Regions from separate parts of the Homo sapiens genome. Here region 1 is linked to region 2. A link is a contact called in ENCODE Hi-C data. All regions are on one chromosome and are shown on one strand. The core of a region is the stretch at or near the end of the contact, and the rest is flanking DNA. Distances in the headings are between cores, read along the strand shown.

Region 1 (4,881 bases), core at 1,400-3,899, 73 kb before region 2:
TGAACATTTAAGACACAGCTTAGGCTGGGTGCGGTGGCTCACGCCTGTAATCCCAGCACTTTGGGAGGCTGAGCTGGGCACTTCACCTGAGGTCAGGAGTTTGAGACCAGCCTGGCCAATATGGTGAAGCCCTGTCTCTACTAAAAACACAAAAATACACCTGGCTTGGTGGTGCCTGTCTGTAATCCCAGCTACTCAGGAGGCTGAGGCAGGAGAATCGCTTGAACCCGGGAGGCAGAGATTGAAGTGAGCCGAGATCTCGCCACTGCACTCCAGCCTGGGTGACAGAGCGAGACTCTGTCTCAAGCAAAAAAAATAAAAAAAAAGACACAGCTTAGTTGTTGCCTCCTCCATCCTCCAGGCTGAGTTAGGGGCTCTCCATTGTGTGCCCATAGCATCCCATACTAAGTTCCGTTATCGCCCATATCTCTGCTGGTAACTGTTGGTTTACTTGTCTGCCTCACTCACTAGACAGTGCATTTCTTTCTTTTCCCTTTCTTTTTTCTTTTCTTTTCTCTTTTCTTTTCTTTTTCTTTCTTTCTCTTCTCTCTTTTTCTTTCTCTCTCTTTCTTTCTCCTTCCTTCCCTTTTCTTTCTTTCTTTTTTTTTTTTATAGGGACTCACTCTGTCACCCAGGCAGGAATGCAGTCGTGTGATCACGGCTCACTGTAGCCTTGACTTCCTGGGCTCAAGTGATGCCCCCACCTCAGCCTCCCAGGTAGCTGGGACTACAGGTGTGAGCCAACATGCCCAGCTAATTTTTGTATTTTTTGTAGACACGAGGTTTTGCCATGTTGCCCAGGCTGGTCTCAAATTTTTGGGCTCAAGTGATCCACCCACCTGGGCCATCCAAAGTGCTGGGATTACAGGCATGAGCCGCCGTGCTCAGCCCAGTGCATTTCTTCCCCCCTCTCTCCTTCCCTTCCTTCCTCCCTCCCTCCCTCTCTCTCTCTCTCTCTTTCTCTCTTTCTTTTTTGAGATAGAGTCTCACTCCATCACCCAGGCTGAAGTGCAGTGGCGCGATCTTGGTTTACTGCAACCTCCGTCTCCCCAGGTTCAAGTGATTCTTGTGCCTCAGCCTCCTGGGTAGCTGGAATTACAGGTGCATGCCACCACACCTGGCTAATTTTTGTATTTTTTTTTTTTTTAGTAGAGACAGGGTTTCGGCATGTTGGCCAGGCTGGTCTCGAACTTCTGACTCCCAAAGTGCTGGGATTACGGGTGTGAGCCACTGCACCTGGCCCCAGTGTGTTTCTTAAAGGCAGGGCCCATGACAGATTCACCCCAGTGTCCTCAGCATTCAGGATCTGGGTATACAGTAGGTGCTCAAGCGTGTTCTCGCTATCTGTATAAGTGGGTGACTGCCGCTGTCCTAACTCCAGCCACCTCTATTGCTAACCTGCTGTCTACTTAGTTTGGCCTCCTCCAACAAGCAGACCCTGAGAAAGGATTTGAGTGCAAGTAGTTTATTTGGAAGATAAGAGAATACGGGTAAGGCAGTGAGTGAGGAAATGAGACCTGGAAGAGAAGGCAGCCAGAAAAGTTGTTTTCAGGCAGGTTGGCACTGTGGGAGAGTGGCTCTGAATCCCACTGGGGAAACTCTGGGAGTCAGTGCAGAACAGATATCCTACCTGAGATGTGAGGGAGCAGGGGTCTATATGCCCCAACTAAATTAATCATCAGTCCTCAGTCAAGAGCACTCCTGGGGAGCACTGAGACCCTGGCAAATCTAGTCGACTGCATGGAACAGCAAAGCACACTTCTGTGGCTAGAAAGGGCTCAGGCAAGGAACCACAGGGGCTGGCGGCCAGAAGTCGGGCCAGTGTGCACCCAGGTGGTAAGGCCGAGGGACACGGGCCAGCCTCCTGCATTGGAGCTGCTGCAGCAGCCTCGTCAGTGGTCCCTACCTCCAGTTTCTCCATCCCAATCCCAACCCACACACTGCTGGATGTCAGGGATTGTCTCACTCATCTTTATGTCCCCAGCATTCAACAATAGGGCCTGTCTCAGAGGTGACACCTGGTGAGTACTGAACAAATGAATGAACAAATGACTGAATATGTGATTCAATGGAGGGCTGTCAAATTAGCAAAGTTTTCATGCCTGGCAGGAGAAATTAGGGGTCTGGAGATCCCTGGGAGCCCAAACGCAGAGAGAGAGAGACAGCGAGAGAGAGAGAGAGTGCACAGAGGTGGGTGGTAGGGTGAGGGCAGGAGGGATGGAGGTGGGCAGTGATGGGGAGGAGAGGGGACTTCCTGTGGCTTTGAGGCTGGCTGGCCAGGTGGCCATGAAGAAAGGCTCTTTTCATATATTTTATGGGGCGGGGAGGCTCCCCAGGCCGGAGGGCCTTGCTGCTGTGGGAACAGTTTCCGCCCTGGGCCTGTGGGATTGCGTGACTCCTGGAGCACTGGGCCCAGGGTGTGGAGGCAAGCAAATGCCATTAGCCCTATCAGTGATCTCCCGGTGCAGATATGGAAGTTTGAGGAGGCCCAGCCGGCTCTGCCCAACTGTAAAGAGACGTGATTGAGGCGGGTCATGGGAAGGTGGCAGTGATTAAGGGGGGTCGAGTCCTGCTGACTTCCTGCCCAGCAGGTAGTGGTGACCAAGGGAGTCAGAGGATCGGGTGTTAGTCACAGCACAAACCCTCTCACAAAGCTTGTAAAAACCAGGCAGAAAGTTTGCTGGGGGACCTCCAATAGCTCCAGGGAGAAAACCTCATTCCCTTGGAGCTGGAATTGTACCTGCCCTGAGGACTGACTCAGGAGCCGCGGGTACAGAGACACCAGGTCAGGTAACAGTACTAATAACACGGCGGCCCCAGGAGTGCTAGTCTGTGGTGTTTGCGAAGCACTTTCTCCTTCCATTATCTCATCTAATCCTCCATATGGCCCTGTTAGGTCTGTAGAAATAAGGATCACCTCCATCTGATTGATGCGAAAACGGAGGCCCCAAGGCTTCATGCTTGAAAACATGGGGGTGGGAAGGAAGAACGGGCAGGGCTTCTGAGCCGGGGCTGACTTTCAGCGCTGTTTTGGCGCTGGCTGGGGTCCAGGGATGCAGATCAGGGCAGGAGGGGGCGGTGGCAGCAGCCCGGGGAGAAGGAATCTGAAGAGTGAAAGGACTCTGCCCTGTGGGGCCCTGCCGTCTGGGCCACTGCTGCCCTGATAATAAAACTCTCTCTCCCAGAGGCGAGATAGGCACTCAGGGAACCTTTCCTTTGAGTTACCGGAGAGAATAAAGTCCTGTGAAGGAGTCAGCAAGGCATGCCTCTTGGACGGTGTGCGCGTCTGTGTGTGGAGACAGAGTAGAAGAAATACCCACTCTGGGGCAGCATAAACAGCCACAGGGGAGGGGGAGGCCCATTTATGGAGGCCCCTAACCTTCAATTCCCAGAGGTCTTTGGTTCTGCCAATTTGAAGGACAGTCACCGTATTTGAATTTAGAAGAACTCCCAGTTCTGTCACTTAATGGCCTCAGTTTACCCACCTGTGAAATGGAACAATACTATTTCTCTCAGATGGTCACTGTGCTGGAGAAATGAGATGACGGGCAGTTAAATGGGAATCCCATTTCTCCAGCAGCCCCCGGCATGCAGAAGGCGCTCTGTACATCTTTAGGGAGCCAGTGGATACAAAGACAACGCAGACATTCAGACCTCCTGAGCCCAGTGGGAAAATGGGGTTTGCGGGGCAAGATGATTGACCTACGGTCCTACAGGGAGCTCCAGCAGGAACACATGTTGGCCTCCTTTACTGTGGCTGTTCTGTAACCCTGGTCACCTTCTTCCCCAGCCTGCCTGCACCTCTAAGCTCCAGACACCCATAGATCAAACAGCCAACGAGACACCCCCGCCTGGGTGCCCCACAGATACCTCACCCTCAGGATTTCTGAAGCAGAACTTATGAATGTTCTCTCCAACAAGCCCCCTAGTCCAATAAAGAGCATGTCCCTGTCCCACAATCCATGTCACCTGAGTATCACCTTGAGAGTTCCCCCTCCCTCACCTCCATGTTAAGTAGATCCTGGACTGTTTCCCAAATCTGTCTACTCCTTCCGACCCCAATGCCAGTGCCATTCCCTCACCATGCCACTGCCACCTCTTATCTGTATGATGGTCACAGCCTCCTCGTGGTCTCCCACCCTCCAGTCAAGTCCTATCTCCTCGGCTGATGAAGGGATCACCAGAGGGAATATCTGATTTGCAACTTCCCTGCTTAAAACCTTCCAAGGCTTTCCATGCTCCCTGGATAAAGTAGAAATCACTCCGTCCATCAGTTTAAGTCCCGACCTATATTAAAAAAGCCTTGATTCTATTCTAGTGTTCCAGCCATTCCTCCTCCCCCAGCACCCTCATATCCCAGCCACATCTCAATATTTATACTTCCCAACATGCCACGTGCTTTTGTGCATGAGCCCTTTGCCAGCTGTTTCTTCCTTGTCTGCCTGGGCCACTCTTATAAATCCTCCCACTCATCTCAAATGTCACCTCCACTGTGAAGCCTTCCCTTTACCTCCCCGGGGCAGAGTGAAACCTCTTCCCCACTTCCATAGCAACAGAAACCACAGAGCTCAGGTTATCTGGGAAATTTAAAATAAATTCTTTCGACGTCGAATCATAAGTGCAATGTGGGGCTGGAGAAACATGGCTGTCCTCTTTCGTCGTGACGTGCACAACCCTCTGTCCCGGCATTTGTGGCATTGGGTTACGTGCTAAGTGCTCTCATACTTCATCTATCTCATTCCTTAACGGTAACTTTGGGAAGTAGGTATGAGCTTGCCCAATTATAAAAGAGGAAACCTAGACAGTTACATGGCTTGCCTACGGTGATACAGCTAAGAAATGGCTGCGTGGGGGATTTGAACCCGCCTGCCTGCCTCCGAG
Region 2 (4,674 bases), core at 853-3,352:
TATGAATCCTCCAACTTAAAAACACTCCATTCTCTGTGTTCCCACAGCACTTTGTACCTCCTCCTTTAACTCAGATATAATTATCTGGATAACTATCTCCACCATTAGACTTCCAGTCTGGAGTAAAAGGACAGCATCTTATTATTCTATCTTCCCATGTGCATATTCTATGCACAGTTTTTTTTTTTAACCAAATTCTTGCCAATTGATGATCATATTTTATGCAGAAGAGTAGAGTAAATTTTCATTTTGCTACTAAAGATGGAAAAATAACAATACTTTCTCAATAGTTTAGTTTTGTTAAGACTTAAGTTCTCTCCAAAAAATGTTAATCTTCAACATTATCAATAAAATACAACTTAAGCCATAACCATTCCCCTTAACGATGTATATTCAGTTTTTTCTCTTTTGCTGATTACAAGAGGAAGGTTGTGGTCCTAGATGGTTTTCTTATTTTTCTAAGTTGAAAGGACAAAGTAAGAAAGAAAAACAGCTTGCCTCTTCATCTCTATGAAAACATTGCCCAAACACACTTTTCCCCTTCCCCCCTGCCCTTCTCCCTTCCCTTTTACTCTGGGACACCTTGACCTAAACAATATTATTCCATGGACCATAGTTACTGGGAGGCACAGTGGTTCCCTAGACATTTTATTTTATTTTGACTTAGAGATGGGTCCAGAAAGCCTGCTTCTAATTTTGTCTCTAGAAAACATAAGCTACTGTTTCTGCCAAGCTGTAAGTTGAGGAGGTGTTTTTTGTTACTCCGTGCAATTACCCATGAAAGAACAAATGAACAAAATATTTGCATGAACAACAGCCCTTCTCAGTAACAAGAACATGTCTTAACTCCCTAGCTGGTGACACTGAGTTGTGTTGCATCAGTGGTATATCCATTAATTTCACAACCTTTAGAGTGTTTCAAGCAGGCTAAAGTCTTTAGGCAGAACTTGTGAGCAAAGGACATGGATGTGTGCCATTATCTTAGACCTTCAAACTTGGCTTTAAATGCTATTATAGTCAATGCGCAGACTTTTCACAATACTCAAAGGATGAAGTAGTGCAACAAAAATACAACCAATTTCATGCAAAAATAAAGTAACTTCTTTAATCTGATAGGCATTATTATTTGGGAGTATGGAAGTGGGTTGGAAAAGATGCTAAATTGTAAAATTGAACACCAGAAATATATGCTTTACCTTTGGGGTTTTATGTTGTCCCTTACGAAAAGAAAAGAAAAGCTATGATTAGAATAGCTGGTAAAATGTTACATCTTCTTCATATTTACATTAGCTAATACTAACAGGACACTAAATCTGTGCAAAGTACTACGCCAAATATTGTGCCCGGATTGTGTCATTTAATCCTCACAACCAGCCCGAGGAAGTAGGTGCATTTATAATTTACTTTAAAGATGGGAAAACTGAGGCATGGACCTGGAAGTAAGTAACTTGCCTAAAAGTACGCAGTAACTAAGCAGTAGAACTGGCATTGAATCCAGATGGTCTGAAGCTCCATAGCCCACACTTGTGACTTTACACTGGATACTGGTTAGAAAAACATTATTTCTTCCTGATCTTCCAGTTCTATATTAAACAATTATTTAACAGTTCCAACAAATCTTCATGAATACCTATAATGTGCCAGGCAGGCAGGGGGGCAGGGGATGTACTATGAAGAGTAACTCTCAAATGAAAGCTTTATTGGAGAAATGTGTTCAGCTAGGCAACAAGAGTACGTGCCTGAAAAGCCTTTCATAGGTCCTTTGTAGTTTTGTTGGAAATGACCTTAAAAGACACTTAACCGCCGATTTTTCAATCCCTTCTCATTTGTTTCAGTTAATGTCATGGTACTCATAACTGTGGTTCCAACTTGTTTATCCAGCCCATCCTTACTGATTCATGCAGATCAAGATCACTCTGCAGTGTAAACTGACCTGGGAATTTACTAATTCCTCTCCCATCATGACAGCGACATCCAGAGACAAGAATCATCCTGAAACACTACAGCAGAAAAGGCTGTTTTGAGATCATCTGAGTTCTCATTTGACAGATAAAGAAAATGAGGCAAAGTGACCTGCTCAGGGTTTCCTGGTGAGCTAGAGGCTGACTGGACGGGAGCCCAGCTTGGCTCCTCTGAGCCTGGCATTCTCAGCGCTGTGTTATCAAGTTGTTACTACATGTAAATATGCTGAAAATGGGACTTTTAACCTTTGCCACTTTTCACAGATCCAGATTTATTTTTTGGGGGTCTTTAGTGAATGTATATGAATGTCATCAAATTTATGAGGGAAAAAGTCTCATGTAAGGAACCATTTCCTGGATGGCAAATTATCACAGAATAAAATGCGAAGAACTAAATCTGTAACAGAATTTGTTTCTAACAAAAGTCATGAACTCTGAATTAATCAAAAGGCGTAGGGAATAGTCTTGAATAGTCTAATAAAGTAAGCATTATCTTGGTTTGTTTTTACATAGTAAGTACAGATATACAAATGTTGTTTGCTTGCTTTGTGCCGTTTGCTGTTTTGAACATTAACGGTGAAGAAGGATGGGCACAGCTCCATGTCAGATGCCCGAGGTTCCAATCCAACCCTATTGCTGGAAGTTCGTATCTCTTCATATCTAATCTCCATCTGTAGAATATTAATATTGTCTCCCTCCTAGAGTTGTTGTGAGGATTAAATTAGATAATGTATGTAGAGCACTTACCATAGGGCTGGATACTTAATAAGTTCTCAATAAATATAATTAATATTAATAGTATAACAGTAATTTGTGTACACATTAGTCACCAGAGTACTACAGTCATATAAAAGGTGGGCTAAAAGCCTCCAACACTACCACTAGGGGACAGGAAGAGGAAGAACCGCCAGCAAAGCCCTATTGTTTAAACAGGACTACGCCTAAAACAGATGTCCTGTTTTAAAGGCCTCTGGAAAAGGAGAGTCCACAGCTCCTCTTGGTTACTCATTCCAATGCTTAATTGCTCTTTAGCAGCCAGGAAAGTCTATGTCTTATCTGGCATTTCCCCAACTGTGTTATACATATGTTAATAATGTTCCTTTAAAAATAATTAAAAACAAAACAAAAAAAATCTGGTGATCAAGTAAATTTAGGCAATGCTAGGTTAAGCAAGGTTAAATAGGTTTACTGTGAGACTTCTTAAACTAACAGGCTAATGTTCACGAGAATACACAAAAGAGAGAAAAAAGCACAGTGTGCAATATTTGAGGAGCTTAATATGTGATGGAATATGGTTTGAGAAATGATGATCTAACCTATGTTGAAGTTTGCGACTATCTCTTTTTTCCCATTTTTTAAACATATAGTTATCATCCTCTGCATATTTGCCTTTTATCACATGTACTTGAAACGTATTCCTGAGTTGTTCCTCAGTTTTTCTTTAACCTTAGAATGACTAAGATCAAGGATTTATAAAACAGTAACAAAACCCAAGAGAGAAAGGATTTCTTAAACCACACAGAAAGGAACACTGTCAAGATTAATACCCCTTCTATAGAGATGATCATAAGTACTTCCTGACAGGAAAAAAAAAAAGTACCATAGAAAGGATCAGGAATCAGAATGACACTGAACTTCTCAACAGTAACACTGGAAGCTAGAAAATCAATAGAACAATGTTGCCAAAATTCAAGAGAAAAAAAAATTTCCAACCTAGAATTTTAGACTCATCCAAATCGTCCATCAAGTATGAGAGTAAAGACATTTTCAGAATGATAAGGCATCCAGAAAAGTTACCTCCCACGTACTCTTTCCCAGAGTTCTCCACCAGAACCAAGAAGAGAAAAGATGGGACCAGGAAACAAAGGATCTGAAAGACAGGAGAGAGGTGGAAGGTAGTCCCAGGCTACAGATACAGAGCAGCCTAGAGAAAATGCAGGAGGAAGAAGGCCAGGTGGGATCACCTGAGAAACCAGAATGCCCGATATGTCTGACCACTTTCAGAGGAGTTTTTATTACTCTGTCAGAGAGTTTGAGGATGAATTAGTGATGAGTACATAGCAAGAAATGACAACAAAATGAGCAATGACTAAGTGACAAAAATTAACTCCAGAAAAGTAAATAGCTAAGCAGGAGAGGAAACAGAATCATAGCACACTGCTTGGCTCAACCTTAAGCAGCACTTTCAGTTACTACAATGTAAGCACAGACAACTGATTTAACCCCAAATTACAAGTAACTACATTGTGAAGATGGAGGGGAGGGAGAAGTATGTGTTTTGGAAAAGGGAATATGGTAGTAAAAGGACTAAATTATTATCTCCCACAGTAAGAAGTCAATGGATAAGAATACAATTTTAAAAATAATAGTATAAGTTATTATTATTATAATTATTTTTGAGACAAGGTCTCTCTCTGTGGCCCAGGCTGTCGTGCTGTAACGCAATCACAGCTCACTGTAGCCTCAAACTCCCGGGCTCGAGAAATCCTCCAACTTCAGCCTCCCAAGTAGCTGGGACCACAGGCATGCACCACCACTGCTGGCTAATTTTTGTATTTTCTGTACTGATGAGGTTTCACCATGTTGCCCAGGCTGATCTCAAACTCCTGGGCTCAAGCGATGTGCCCATCTTGACCTACCAAAGTGTTGGGATTACAGGCGTGAGTCACTATGCCTGGCCATTAATGTAAGTATGTTATTCTAGAGATAGGAA

Evidence for each region. A loop is a pair of places that touch in the nucleus more often than their neighbours do. Pooled maps may share reads with other maps.
Region 1: a map of PC-3 shows a loop between it and region 2 (7-fold over the local background). The contact joins two enhancer-like sites. A Hi-C loop is called at or near these places in 4 of 168 maps with a recorded cell type or tissue (CD14-positive monocyte, PC-3, heart left ventricle and 1 more) and 1 of 50 pooled maps.

What each region holds. Positions count from the first base shown.
Region 1 is chr3:12,442,924-12,447,804 of GRCh38, reverse strand. No RefSeq gene overlaps it. Among named protein-coding and RNA genes, the nearest start is that of TSEN2, 39 kb to the left of the region's middle. RefSeq lists an enhancer at 2,053-3,252. Within about 2 kb of position 2,649, at least 8 of the 41 ENCODE cell types and tissues checked have a DNase peak (open chromatin) inside an H3K27ac peak, as active enhancers do; they include PC-3, where a contact is called at or near this core.
Region 2 is chr3:12,369,177-12,373,850 of GRCh38, reverse strand. All of the region lies in intron 2 of PPARG (peroxisome proliferator activated receptor gamma), which reads right to left. Among named protein-coding and RNA genes, the nearest start is that of PPARG, 82 kb to the right of the region's middle. Within about 2 kb of position 2,102, at least 5 of the 41 ENCODE cell types and tissues checked have a DNase peak (open chromatin) inside an H3K27ac peak, as active enhancers do; they include PC-3, where a contact is called at or near this core.